Regions from separate parts of the Homo sapiens genome. Here region 1 is linked to region 2. A link is a contact called in ENCODE POLR2A ChIA-PET data. All regions are on one chromosome and are shown on one strand. The core of a region is the stretch at or near the end of the contact, and the rest is flanking DNA. Distances in the headings are between cores, read along the strand shown.

Region 1 (5,841 bases), core at 759-3,258, 200 kb after region 2:
CAGCCTCTGAGTAGCTGGAACTACAGCGGGCTAATTTTTCTTTTTTTTTAGTAGAGATGGGGTTTCACCATGTTGGCCAGGCTCATCTCTAACTCCTGGCTTCAAGTGATCCGCCCACCTCGGCCTTCCAAAGTGCTCGGATTACAGGCGTGAGCTGCTGCGCACGGCCTAAAACCTGTACTTCTGACTCTCAAGATAAGTTCAACTTTAAATCTTTGGATACAGCAAGCTTGGTAAATAATTTTCAAAAATCTTGCCAGACTACATTTTATCAGGCCTTCCCCGAAACACACATTTGATAGCATCATGAGGATAAAGGGTGGCCGATAGCTCTCCACCGGGCAGTGCGAGCTGCAAAGATTTTGGAGGCGTGTCTTCGCCAGCCAATGGCGAGGTTACTCTCGGGCCAGCGTATCTTGAAGTTTTGGACTGGTCTTCCTGGGCAGGTAATTCAGATGACTCAACTCTCAGCTACAACTGGACTGTGGACGGGGAGGGACGAATCCCAGGGGCTCTTTGGGGGGTTTAAGTGCGTGTGTGAGGTCTGCTGCGATGCCCGTACCTTTGGTAATAAAGGAACCGTTCCTGCTCAGCGCGGAGGAGCCGCTGGATGTAGAGTCACAGCGGAGAAGGGGCTCCGACTCATCCACGAAGAAGCCCTTGTTCTTGTCCTGTGGGGAAGGCTCCACCGTCAGGAGAGCGGAATTCTCAAGTTTCGCGTTGGGGCTGGGGATGGGGCTCGGGCTAAGCGGGCTGGGGCTCATCGGGAGAGCTAGTTTGTCAGTTTCCAGCTGTAGGAGGGAAAATTTTTTTTTATTATATATAGAAAAAAAAACAGTAAAATTAAAATCCCTCCTCAGAGGCTATTTTTTTTGTTCCATTTAACATTTTATATATACATCCTCCCACTTCAGTTGACCTTAACTTATTTATATGATTGCTAGACACATACACAGACTTTTAAACCCTTCAAAAATACAGTGAGGATATGCATGAGTACTAAAAACGGGGAGGCATATGAACCAAGCTATTATCTCAGGGGAGTAGAAGGGAACATGGGTGTAAGGAGAAAGATCCCCGATTTAAAATATAATTTTGTAGAGCTGAAAGGAGTCTTAGATATAATTTAGTATTATGAGCTGAATGAATTATGCCACCTCCATGTTGAAGCCCTGACCCCCAGTACTTCAGAATGCGACTACTGTGAGAGAGGGCCTTTAAAGAGGTAATTACAGTAAAATGAGGTCTTTAGGGTTGGCTACACTCCGATATAACTGGTGTCTTTAATAAAAAGAAGCGATGAGGACACAGACGCACACAGAGGGAAGACACAGTGAAGACATGGTGATAAGGCAGCCATCTGCAAGCCAAGAGAGAGACCTCAGAAGACACCTTGGTCTTGGCCTTCTGAGGCTCCAGAATTGTGAGAAGACCAATTTCTGTTGTTTAAGCCATGCAGTCTGCGGTCCTTTGTTACTGCAGTGCTTGCTGACTCTTACACTCAGCTTCACAGGGAAGGAAACTGGGGCCTGGAGAAGTGAAGTGACTTTCTTAACTAAGGGCCAACAAGGAAGTCACAGAACTAAAACTAGACCCCAGGTTTTCTGACTCCCATTTCAAACTAGCTCAGGAAAAAAACTGCTAAAATTAAGAATGAGAACAGGAGAAAATGAGAGGTGTCAGTGGCTAGGAGGAGAGTAATGACCAAAAGGATAGAACAGAGACTGTGAAGATTGCATTCTGGAGTGGGGAGGTCAGAGAGACAATAACAAACACACAAGATGGTTTCAGATAAAGATGGTGAGCTTCACCACCACTCTGGCTGGTGGGTAGAGAATGGATTTTAGGGAGGCAAGATTCAAAGTAGGGAGAGCAGTTAGGACGCTCCTACAGTGGCTACATACAGTATGACTATGGCTTGTACTGGGGGTGTGCAGTGGAGAGAAGGGGAAGTGATAGGTGATGTGACTTCATTTTACCAGTAAAGTGACTGCGGCCCAAAGAGGGCACACAGCTACTGGCAGAAAGCCAGTGCTCAACTCAGGCCTGCTTGACATCTCTATTTGGCCCTTTCATTTGAGAAAATACATCAGAACTCTGGCAGGCACTTGTGGCCTCTCCTAGTAATTGACTTTATCTTTTTATTGGCTCTTCCGGCATGGATAAAAAAACCTGGGAGCCAGCTGGCCAGATCACACAGAGCAGGGTTCAGGGAATGATGGGCACTCTCCCCAAGCTGTTAATCACCACTCCTTAGAATCCTCATCCCTTCACTCACACACTTCAAGTAAAATGTTTTCAAGCTTTTCAACGAAGACATTGATATTTCAAAGTATTACGTGGGATAGTTATATAAGGCACAAAGCAAACACAACTGCTTCTTTTACAAATTTTAAGGCCTGAGAAATTCTTGCAACTGATTGCAGATTGTGAAGATAACTGATTACTGCACATGTCTAATGTTCCAACAGCGTTTTTCCTCTGAACCACCACCCACACCCTGCTGCTGCTTCCAGGGCAAGTTTCAGACTTGGGAAACATGCACACCTAGCAGTCCCTTTCTGACCTACAGACAAATGTTACGTATATGCTTGTAAAATGTTAATTCCATAGGCCCTGGCGCATGCCCCTCCTCCTTGAAAATGCACATGGCCATTCACGCCAACACACTTTTTTAATTCACTCAGTTAGACTAAGAACACTTGTCTACATCCTGGTTCTCAGGGACAATACCTTGGAAGACATGGTCAGTCAATATAGTACACTGTTCTTGCTTAAAAGGAAATTTCCACCCACAAATCACATGCCAATGAGCAAAAAGTCCACTCACCTGTTTCCTAAATTCATTTGAAAACTTGAAATGTTTAATTTCCCCCCCCGATTTCACCAAAAGGTCCTATTAGTAAAACTTAAGCACATGATTTCCGACATAATTGGAAAGACAGAATGCTGAACTGATGCTCTCCTGTAATTAACAATGAGTCAGGTGAATATGAAAATGCCCCTACAAATGCTATTAGCATCACAGCAGAGCTAACAAGCATCACTAAAGCCAGAGACCATTTAAAAATCATCTTTCCAGAAAATCTACTCAGTTACTAACTATAAGTATCTCTCACTTTGTGCAACCGTAGCTGGTTGCATTTTGACTTCATCTAAAGTTGTTTTCACTTTTTCCCAAAAGAAAAAAAAATGCTCATAGAAATTTCTTTCCGTGCTTTACCATAATATATACAATATCCATCAAAGCCGGTTTGCAGTACTGCTACCGTACTAGGCATTGTGTTACTTCTGCTTTCTAATCAGAACAGTGAGTCATCGGAATATGTGAAATAAATTAATTCCTTGTTTTATTAATTCTGAAAGTTTATGGTTCAGTATTCTGAGTTTATAGCCAATGAAGAACACCTACAATAAGATTTAGATACTAAAGAGAAAACAAATACTCTAAACAAGAAAGCCATATTTCCAGAGAAGAGGATCCTCTTATAAAAACTTTGAGCATAAACTTACCAAGATACTTATAAAATAAAATAATTTATTTCCTAAGGTTCTTTGAGTTTTCCAAATTCTCTGTAAAGATATATTAGGCTGGGCACGGTGACTCACACCTATTTTTTTTTGTTCCATTTAATATTTTATACATACATCCTCCCATTTCAGTTGACCATAACCAGTTGACCTATAATACTAGCACTTTGGGAGGCCAAGGTGGGTGGGTCACTTGAGGTCAGGAGTTCAAGACAAGCCTGGGCAACATGGTGAAACCCTGTCTCCACTAAAAATACAAAAATGAGCCAGGCGTGGTGGCAGGCGCCTGTAATCCCAACTACTTGGGAGTCTGAGGCAGGAGAATCGCTTGAACCAGGGAGGTGGAGGTTGCAGTGAGCCAAGATCGTGCCACTGCCCTCCAGCCTGGACGACGGAGTGAGACTCTGTCTCAAAAAAAAAGAAAGAAAAAAAGATATATTAACTTTGACAGCTAGAAAATCAATAAATGTTGTTTTTAAAAGCAGTCACTACCGATAAGTATATTTTCCTTCTGCTACCTTGAAAATGTTGTGGCTGTAGCAGCTCTTATTTATATAGGTAGCCAAGAAACAGGGTAACAGGAAGATTATCAATGTGGCTGAGCTCCTCTCTATACTTTTGTGAAATGTTTGTGGACACGGCATTCATACATGCCCCAGCTTATTTCAATAAGGCAGATATTAAGAAAACGTGGCCTGTAAAGGCAATGTATCTGTCACTTATTTGAAGCTCCTTTGGAGAAACTTGAAAACTACAGTTCTTTTTGCCTACTGCCATGACATAATCCTAACTTGGAAGACTCATGTGAGAAATGAGGTGGGGACAGTAAATAGACCAAAATGGTAGGGGGCTCCCAAAGCAGCCCAAAAGAGAACAATTCTATTTTGTGAACTTCAAGAGCATGGCATTTCTTTCAGCCAAACAAGTTCCAAATGTCCTTCTGATTAGTTTCCATGCAAACACACTTAGTCCTTCCAGATACTTATTAGTCCAAACTGATAAGGGAAGAAAGATAAATGGTTCAACTCACTCAAGGCTGAGTCACACCTAAAGCTCTGCTGCTGACAATTTTCCTTTCCGAGCACCTCTACCACTGAGTACAAGGAACCATCCAAATGGATTAGGTAAACAGACTACTGCTTTGGGAATCTGAACATCTCTGGGCTACTGAGTTTGGTAGCAGTGTTTATGAGAATAATGATTTAACTTGTATCTGGATTGTACCACAATGAACCATGACTGTCATCATTGCCTTTCCCCATTTCCAGCTGTGTCCTTGCCAACCCTACATTCCTGCACCAAGCAGACTTCTAAAAAACTGAAGTACCCACTCTGGATGCTTAACCAAATCAAAATGGGAAACTGAGGCTGGGCGCAGTGGCTTACACCTGTAATCCCAACACTTTGGGAGGCCAAATGGGCAGATCACTGTAGGTCAGGAGTTCAAGACCAGCCTGGTCAACATAGCGAAACCCTGTCTCTACTAAAACTACAAAAATTAGCCGGGCATGGTGGCACATGCCTGTAATCCCAGCTGCTCAGGAGGCTGAGGCAGGAGGATTGCTTGAACTGGGGAGGCGGAGGTTGCAGTGAGGCGAGATCACGCCCCTGCACTCCAGCCTGGGCAACAGAGCAAGACTCCATCTCAAAAAAAAAAAAAAAAAAAAAAAAAGGAAACTGAAGCCCAAAAATAATTCTCCACTTCTAATATCAAACTGAAAAATCACTTCCCTGTTGACTGACCTTTCCTGAGATGACACACTGGTGGAGGTTGCAGTATTCCCCTAGCCCCGGGGATGGCAGAGCCATGGATGGTAAAGGAAAATCCTTCCAAATTTTATTCATGACAAGGGTGGTAGATAAATGAAATAAGATTTCGAGGCAGCAAGATCTGGCAGCATTCTTGGGTAGACTCTGAGAGCAGGAATAGGCGAGAACTCCAGCCTCAACTGCCATCTGTGTGGCATGTACTTCATGTTCCCCATAGTCAGCTCCTAAAAATCAAAGTCATGAAAATCCTGGAAAAAGCATTGCAAGAAAAGAGAGAAGACATAACACTAACTAGCTGTGTGGCACTAGGAAAACCACTTCCCTCATCAGACCTGTGGTCTCACTTCTAACCTAAATAGGTTAGACCAGGTCACTTCTGTGTTCCTTTCATTCAAATTATGTCTTATTTATTGCTTGTCTTACTGTTGCTATTTCATTCTCCTCATGCCCTAATCCCCCACTCCAATTCTCTTTCCCCTTCCAAGTTACCCCCACCTGAACTACCTGCTCAACGAAAGTTTACCACAAAGTTATTTTCAA
Region 2 (5,919 bases), core at 809-3,308:
TAGAAATTCTCAGAATCCTTGTGTCCTTGCCACAGATGAGGAGCTGTTGTTGTCATTAGAGCATGACATGTTTCCATCACACCTTGTGCTGTGGCTGCTGGGGCCAGTGATGCCTGAGCTGCAGCTGTGTGGGCACCAGCTTCCGTGGGAAGGCTTGGCCATGGTGGGACGCCCCCTCCGCACTTCCTTGAATTCATTCAGTGAATTCATTCCCTGTCCTTCAGTTTACAGGGAACAATCATTAGAACGTGCTATTATGCCTCTGGAGAGGGCTGGCTGTTGTCTCCCTATTCTTTCAGTTATATACTTACGGACTCCAAATATCATTTATTTATGCCAACAGCTGTCTCCTTATCAACAGCAGGCTTAGTTGAAACTGCTCACACCTATACTTTCCAGCATTCTTGGCAACAATCTAATCTTAGGCACAGTTGAACTCTGCGCTGTTTCTCTGGCATCAATATTTATGGGATTATGTTTCTTTCTCTATAAACAGAATTCCCAGTAGAGCTGTCTCTTTCCTGTCCGTCTTGGCCTCACATGCGCCCATGCGCACACACACATTGATGAAAAGAGCAGGTCTCCACATAGGATCTAAAAGAAATCATGACTCAAAAAGAATTAGGCAGGTGACCTGTAAAACCTTGGTTTTGCTTTATCTCTCATTTTATCAGTTTTTGATAACATTTTCATTGGCATCTATCTTTTCTAGGAAGTGTTGGGCCACTTGCCTTTGAGAAAAGCTCCTGTGTGTTTCTGTAACTGAACAGAGACAGAGGAGAAGACAGCTGAGAAAATAGGTGGGAGGACAGAAAAGATAGCCACTTCCATCTTTGGAAAAATGGTTGGAGGTTTGGTAAGTTATATGAGCGAGACAAACTTCCTCTGGAAGGACAGTAATTTAAAGTCATTTAAAATCTCAGGGAAGGTCTATATATATGTGTGCACAGTAAAATTGTAAACACGTTTTATATTTTCACATGTTTTAGCACATTCATGTTTATAAACACAGCAGGAAGAGGTCTGGATGAATTACACTGTAACCTCATGTTTGTACCTCTTCCGTGAGGATTTGTGAAAGTTAAAACTCTGTGGGCTCGGTTTCCTCCTTTATACAGTAAGAGGAAAAATAAAGTGAGCTCAGATCTATTCACATTCAGGTTTCATTATTACATGCCCATTCCCCACATTCTATTTGTAGATTACTTATTTAATTGTTCTTTTATCAATGTCTGGCAGTCACCAAACCTAAGCCTGGAAAGATTACCGATTTCTACTCATCTTTATTCTTGTTTTCTCCTCAAACTGGTTATTAAATTCTTTAACATCTTTTGAGATGAGCTAAGAACCTACTAAGAATTTAATTATTGGGTTCAGAACAGAGGTATAATTTTTAAGAATTCTGGACTTGTAAGTCTGGAAGCAACAAAAAGAATTACTTGGCTCAGTCACTCCTCCCCCAGGACACTTCACCAATCTGTGCTAAACTTGCATTTGTTCAACTACCGTATACTGACAGCCTCCAATTTCCCAGGCATTGTGCCATGCACTGGCTGTTAACAATATGCTCATGCAGGATTATCACACATAGTAGCTCCACACCTCAAGAGAAACTCCAAAAGCCACAATCCAGACCCACTTTTGGGAACTTCTGGTTACCGAGAATCTCTGTTCCAGGATCCCTATTTTAACTCTCCTATGTTTCATTGACTGGTTGTGCCTTCAGAGTCCAGTTTGTGACCCTACCTCCAAATCTGATCCTTTTCCATCCCAGAATTGAGATATGTGCTTATAAGTTTGTGTTTCCTTTGCCACTCATTAGAACTTCATTCAGCTCAAGAGTATTTCTCCTGCTGCTGGTGCCTTCAGCCTAGCACAGCTGTCTGCTCCTTCCTAACGAGGATTCTGTTTTTCTATTTAGTCTGCGCTTTGCATCTGAGAAGAGCTTCACTCAGGATGATTTGTTGTTTTTAGCTCATTGCTCAGTATGCCTTCTGGCATTCTAGTAGGATTCATTTCCCACAGAAGACCAGTCCAGCTCGTTTCCACTGTAAAAGGCTTAGCTGCAAGCCTCATGGGTTGGCTCTATTCCAAACCCTTGTAACTGAAGACCCAGCCGCTTGTGGTTCGGTATAGCAGGAGTGACCATGAAGCCCTTAAAAGATGATTAATGGCATTCCGCAAAAGATGCCAAGCTCTTTCTTCTAGCCAAGATTTCAGCTTAGTAACAGGACCCAGTCTTCCTGTAATTCCTAGGTAGGGCTTATTTCTCATCTCCTCTACTTGACTTCATTTAAAGTAGGTAAAGTCCAGATAATTTGAGCTTCTTGAATTGTTTGCTTTTAAAAATAAAAAAGTACCTGAACAGAACTCCAGAGAGGTGATAGCTACCTAATTAAAAGAAATAAAATAATTCCTTCTAATTTACAAAGTGTTTTTAATAAGTTTTGATTTGATTATTTTGGCAATTGTGTAAGTTAAGTGGAATTTATTTTCATTTCACAATTGCAGAAAATGAAAAGGTAACATTTAAATTCTAAATACAACGAATTTTTTAACTATTTCCCTAAATTTCTCAGCCCAAAGAATCAAGTATTTCCCTTAGATCATGAGCCGGTTAGTTTTTGTTGCTTGGGGCATGATTTTAATAAAATCATGATTGTTAATTTGATCTCCACCTGAGTTCCTTACAAACAATTCTTTTCTCAGAAAAAGGAAGAACGTACATTTCAAACCTATCTTCCTGTTCCTGCATTAATTTGCATGTTCTCACTTACAGTGGCAGCTAAGCACTGGGTACACATGAACGTAAAGATGGAAACAATCAACACTGGGGACTCCTAGAGCAGAGAGAGAGGGAGAGGGGGAGAGGGCTGAAGCGCTACCTATTGGGCTGGGCGCGATGGCTCAAGCCTGTAATCCCAGCAATTTGGGAAGCGGAGGCTGGTGCATTGCTTGAGCTCAGGAGTTCGAGACCAGCCTGGGCAACATGGTGAAACCCCATCTCTACTAAAAATACAAAAATTAGCTGGGCATGGTGGTACGCACCTGTGGTCCCAGCTACTTGGGAGCTGAGGTGGGAAAGTCACCTGAGCCCTGGAGGCGGAGGTTGCAGTGAGCCAAGATCGCGCCACTGCACTCCAGCCTGGGAGAGAGAGGGAGACCCTGTCTCAAAAACAGAACAAAACAAAACAAAACAAACAAACAAAAAACAGCTACTTATTGGGTACTATGCTCACTCACTACCTGGTGACGGGATCATTTGTACCCCAAACCTCAACATTACACAATATACCCATATAACAAAACTGCACACGTACCCCCTGATGCTAAAATAAAAGTTGAAATTACACAAGAAAAAACAAGCTATCTTCCTGACAAATATGATTGTCCTCAGTGTCGAAGGAGAGTCAGGAGTCCAAGGATGGAAACACAAATGATCAGGCCTGCTGGAAAACCCCTGCAGAACAGGCTCTGTGGGACCTTTATACATAAATGGTCAGATTAAAGATGTCACAAACTCTTCTTGGGTGATCTGTTTTAAATAGGAGTAAAACATACTTCTCCGACTTCTCATTCAATGGTTACACTGATAAATCTTCATTGTTTCAAACCTACCAAAACCCACTAATTCTTTATGTTTCCCTTTACATATGAATAGTATTTTCATTATAATTTTCTTAAAAAGTAAAAATAAGTTTTAAAATCATATTCCCCAGATGATTCTTCTAGAAATAGAACTAGTTGACTGGCATTCCACCTATCCTGAAAATATCACATCAGTTCATCCTCAGAAACCATCAAGATTCTACACCATACAGAATGAAAAGCAAACTCAAGATCATAGCAGTTTTGAACTCCCACAATTTGTGCTCAAACTTCCCTTCTATTAAGCTTCCTTTCACGCATCTGAATTCCAGGCAAACCAGGATTTAACTTTTAACTTTTCTAAGTTAAAAGGAAAGTGCTGCTTCAAAAGGTTTATATATGTTGAGTTTTTCTAGACATGGCCAAATTGACCTCCTAACCTGTACCCATTTATACTCACTGGTAAGGTGCAGAAATGCCTGTTTCATCACTCTATCCACAGTATCTTTTTAATGTTCCCAAATGGATAGGCAAAATTTTTGCCTTATTGTTTTAATTTTCCTGTGTTTGACTATCAGTAAGTTTAAGCATTTTTTCAGGGGTTTACTGACCATTTGTATTTTTTTCCAGCTTGACTATTTAAGTCATTTTCCTAAATTTTTTGATTAGAATGTTCATCTTTTTCTTAAAAATTGTGTTTTAGGAACTCTTTTGTCTTTGTCGCTCCTGTTATAGGTATTTGCTCATGATTTGTAGTTCATCTTTAAAACTTTTGCCTTATTTTCTTCTGCACAAAAGTTTAAAATGTTCATGAAATCACACCTGTTAATCTTTTCCATTATGGATTTTACTTATTCATTTTTACTTTTGGTTGTATTTAGAGACAGGGTCTCATTCTGTTGCCCAGGCTGGGGTGCCGTGCCATGATCATAGCTCACTGTAGCCCCATCCTGGGCTCAAATGATCCTCTCGTCTCAGCCTCCTGGGTGGCTGGGACTATAGGCACACACCACCACACCCAGCTAATTATTTTTTAATTTATTTTTTTGCAGAGACATGGTCTTGACATATTGTTCACACTGGCCTTGAACTCCTGGGCTCAAGTGATCCTTCTTCCTTAGCCTCTCAAAGTGCTGAGATTTCAGGTATGAGCCACGACACTCAGCCCCATTATGGATTTTAAACTTAGGGTTGTGTGAAGAATGTGTGGTTTTGTTTGTTTGTTTGTGTTTTGAGACGGAGTCACGCCCTGTCACCCAGGCTGGAGTGCAGTGGTGCAATCTCTGCTTACTGCACCCTCTTCCTCCTGGGTTCAAGTGATTCTCCTGCCTCAGCCTCCCGAGTACCTGGGACTACAGGTGCACGCCACCATGCCCGGCTGATTTTTGTATTTTTAGTAGAGATGTGGTTTCACCATGTTGGCCAGGTTGGTCTCGAACTCCTGACCTCAGGTGATTCACCCGCCTCAGCCTCCAGAAGTGCTGGGATTACAGGCGTGAGGCACCGTGTCCGGCCGAAGAATGTGTTTTCTATAAAAAGATTGGAAAACATTCTTCTACATTTTAGTCTAACAGTTAGTTCTTAAAATTATTTTTAGTACACTTAATTCTTCAATCTTTCTTAAGTTAATTTAGGTTTTGGGACGAAATAAGTAAATATTCAATCCTGCTGGAATTTATTTAGGTTTTCAGATTTCCTTTCATTTCCTCCAAGTGAATAGCCAAGTTTGCCAACTATTTTTCCCAATGAAACAGTTTTTTATCCAGACCACCTTGATAATTCTTTATCAATTCTATTTATTTTAAATTTTATTTTTAATTGACAAATAATAATTGTACACATTTATAGAGTACCTAGTGATGTTTTGATATATGTGATATACAGTGATCAGATCAGGGTAATTAGCATATCCATCATCTCAAACGTTTATCATTTCTTTGTGTTGGGAACATTGAATACTCTCCTTCTAGCTATTTGAAACTATATATTATTGTTAAGTATAATCATTCTACAGTGGTATAGAACACTAGAATTTATTCCCCCTGTCTAGCTGTAAGCTTGTTTAATGAGGCCCTTTTCCTATAAAATTCTGACCTAAATATATTTTTAAAATTCTACTGCTATCTACATCTTTTACCAATTACTTGCTTAATTGATACCTTGTTCAACAACGTAAAAGACTATGATATGCCTAAGAAATATATCATTAAGTGTCTTATCAGAAATAATTAGCTTGATTATCTAAGAGACGAAGCATAGGAAAGTCTCCAAGTAGAGTCGGGCTGCATGCAGTACAAACACAAGTGTAAAAGGTGTTCATGGAAAATATAA

What was found. ChIA-PET counts read pairs that join two places held with the same protein, here RNA polymerase II (POLR2A).
Region 1: POLR2A ChIA-PET joins it to region 2 with 15 read pairs in activated CD4-positive, alpha-beta T cell. The contact joins two enhancer-like sites. POLR2A ChIA-PET finds 5 or more read pairs at or near these places in 3 of 52 experiments (MCF 10A, OCI-LY7 and activated CD4-positive, alpha-beta T cell).

Annotation. Positions count from the first base shown.
Region 1 is chr6:47,234,108-47,239,948 of GRCh38, forward strand. TNFRSF21 (TNF receptor superfamily member 21) reads right to left here. Exons shown (of 6, transcript NM_014452.5): 5 at 563-791. Among named protein-coding and RNA genes, the nearest start is that of TNFRSF21, 73 kb to the right of the region's middle. Within about 2 kb of position 2,009, at least 5 of the 41 ENCODE cell types and tissues checked have a DNase peak (open chromatin) inside an H3K27ac peak, as active enhancers do.
Region 2 is chr6:47,033,058-47,038,976 of GRCh38, forward strand. All of the region lies in intron 1 of ADGRF1 (adhesion G protein-coupled receptor F1), which reads right to left. Among named protein-coding and RNA genes, the nearest start is that of ADGRF1, 6.3 kb to the right of the region's middle. Within about 2 kb of position 2,059, at least 6 of the 41 ENCODE cell types and tissues checked have a DNase peak (open chromatin) inside an H3K27ac peak, as active enhancers do.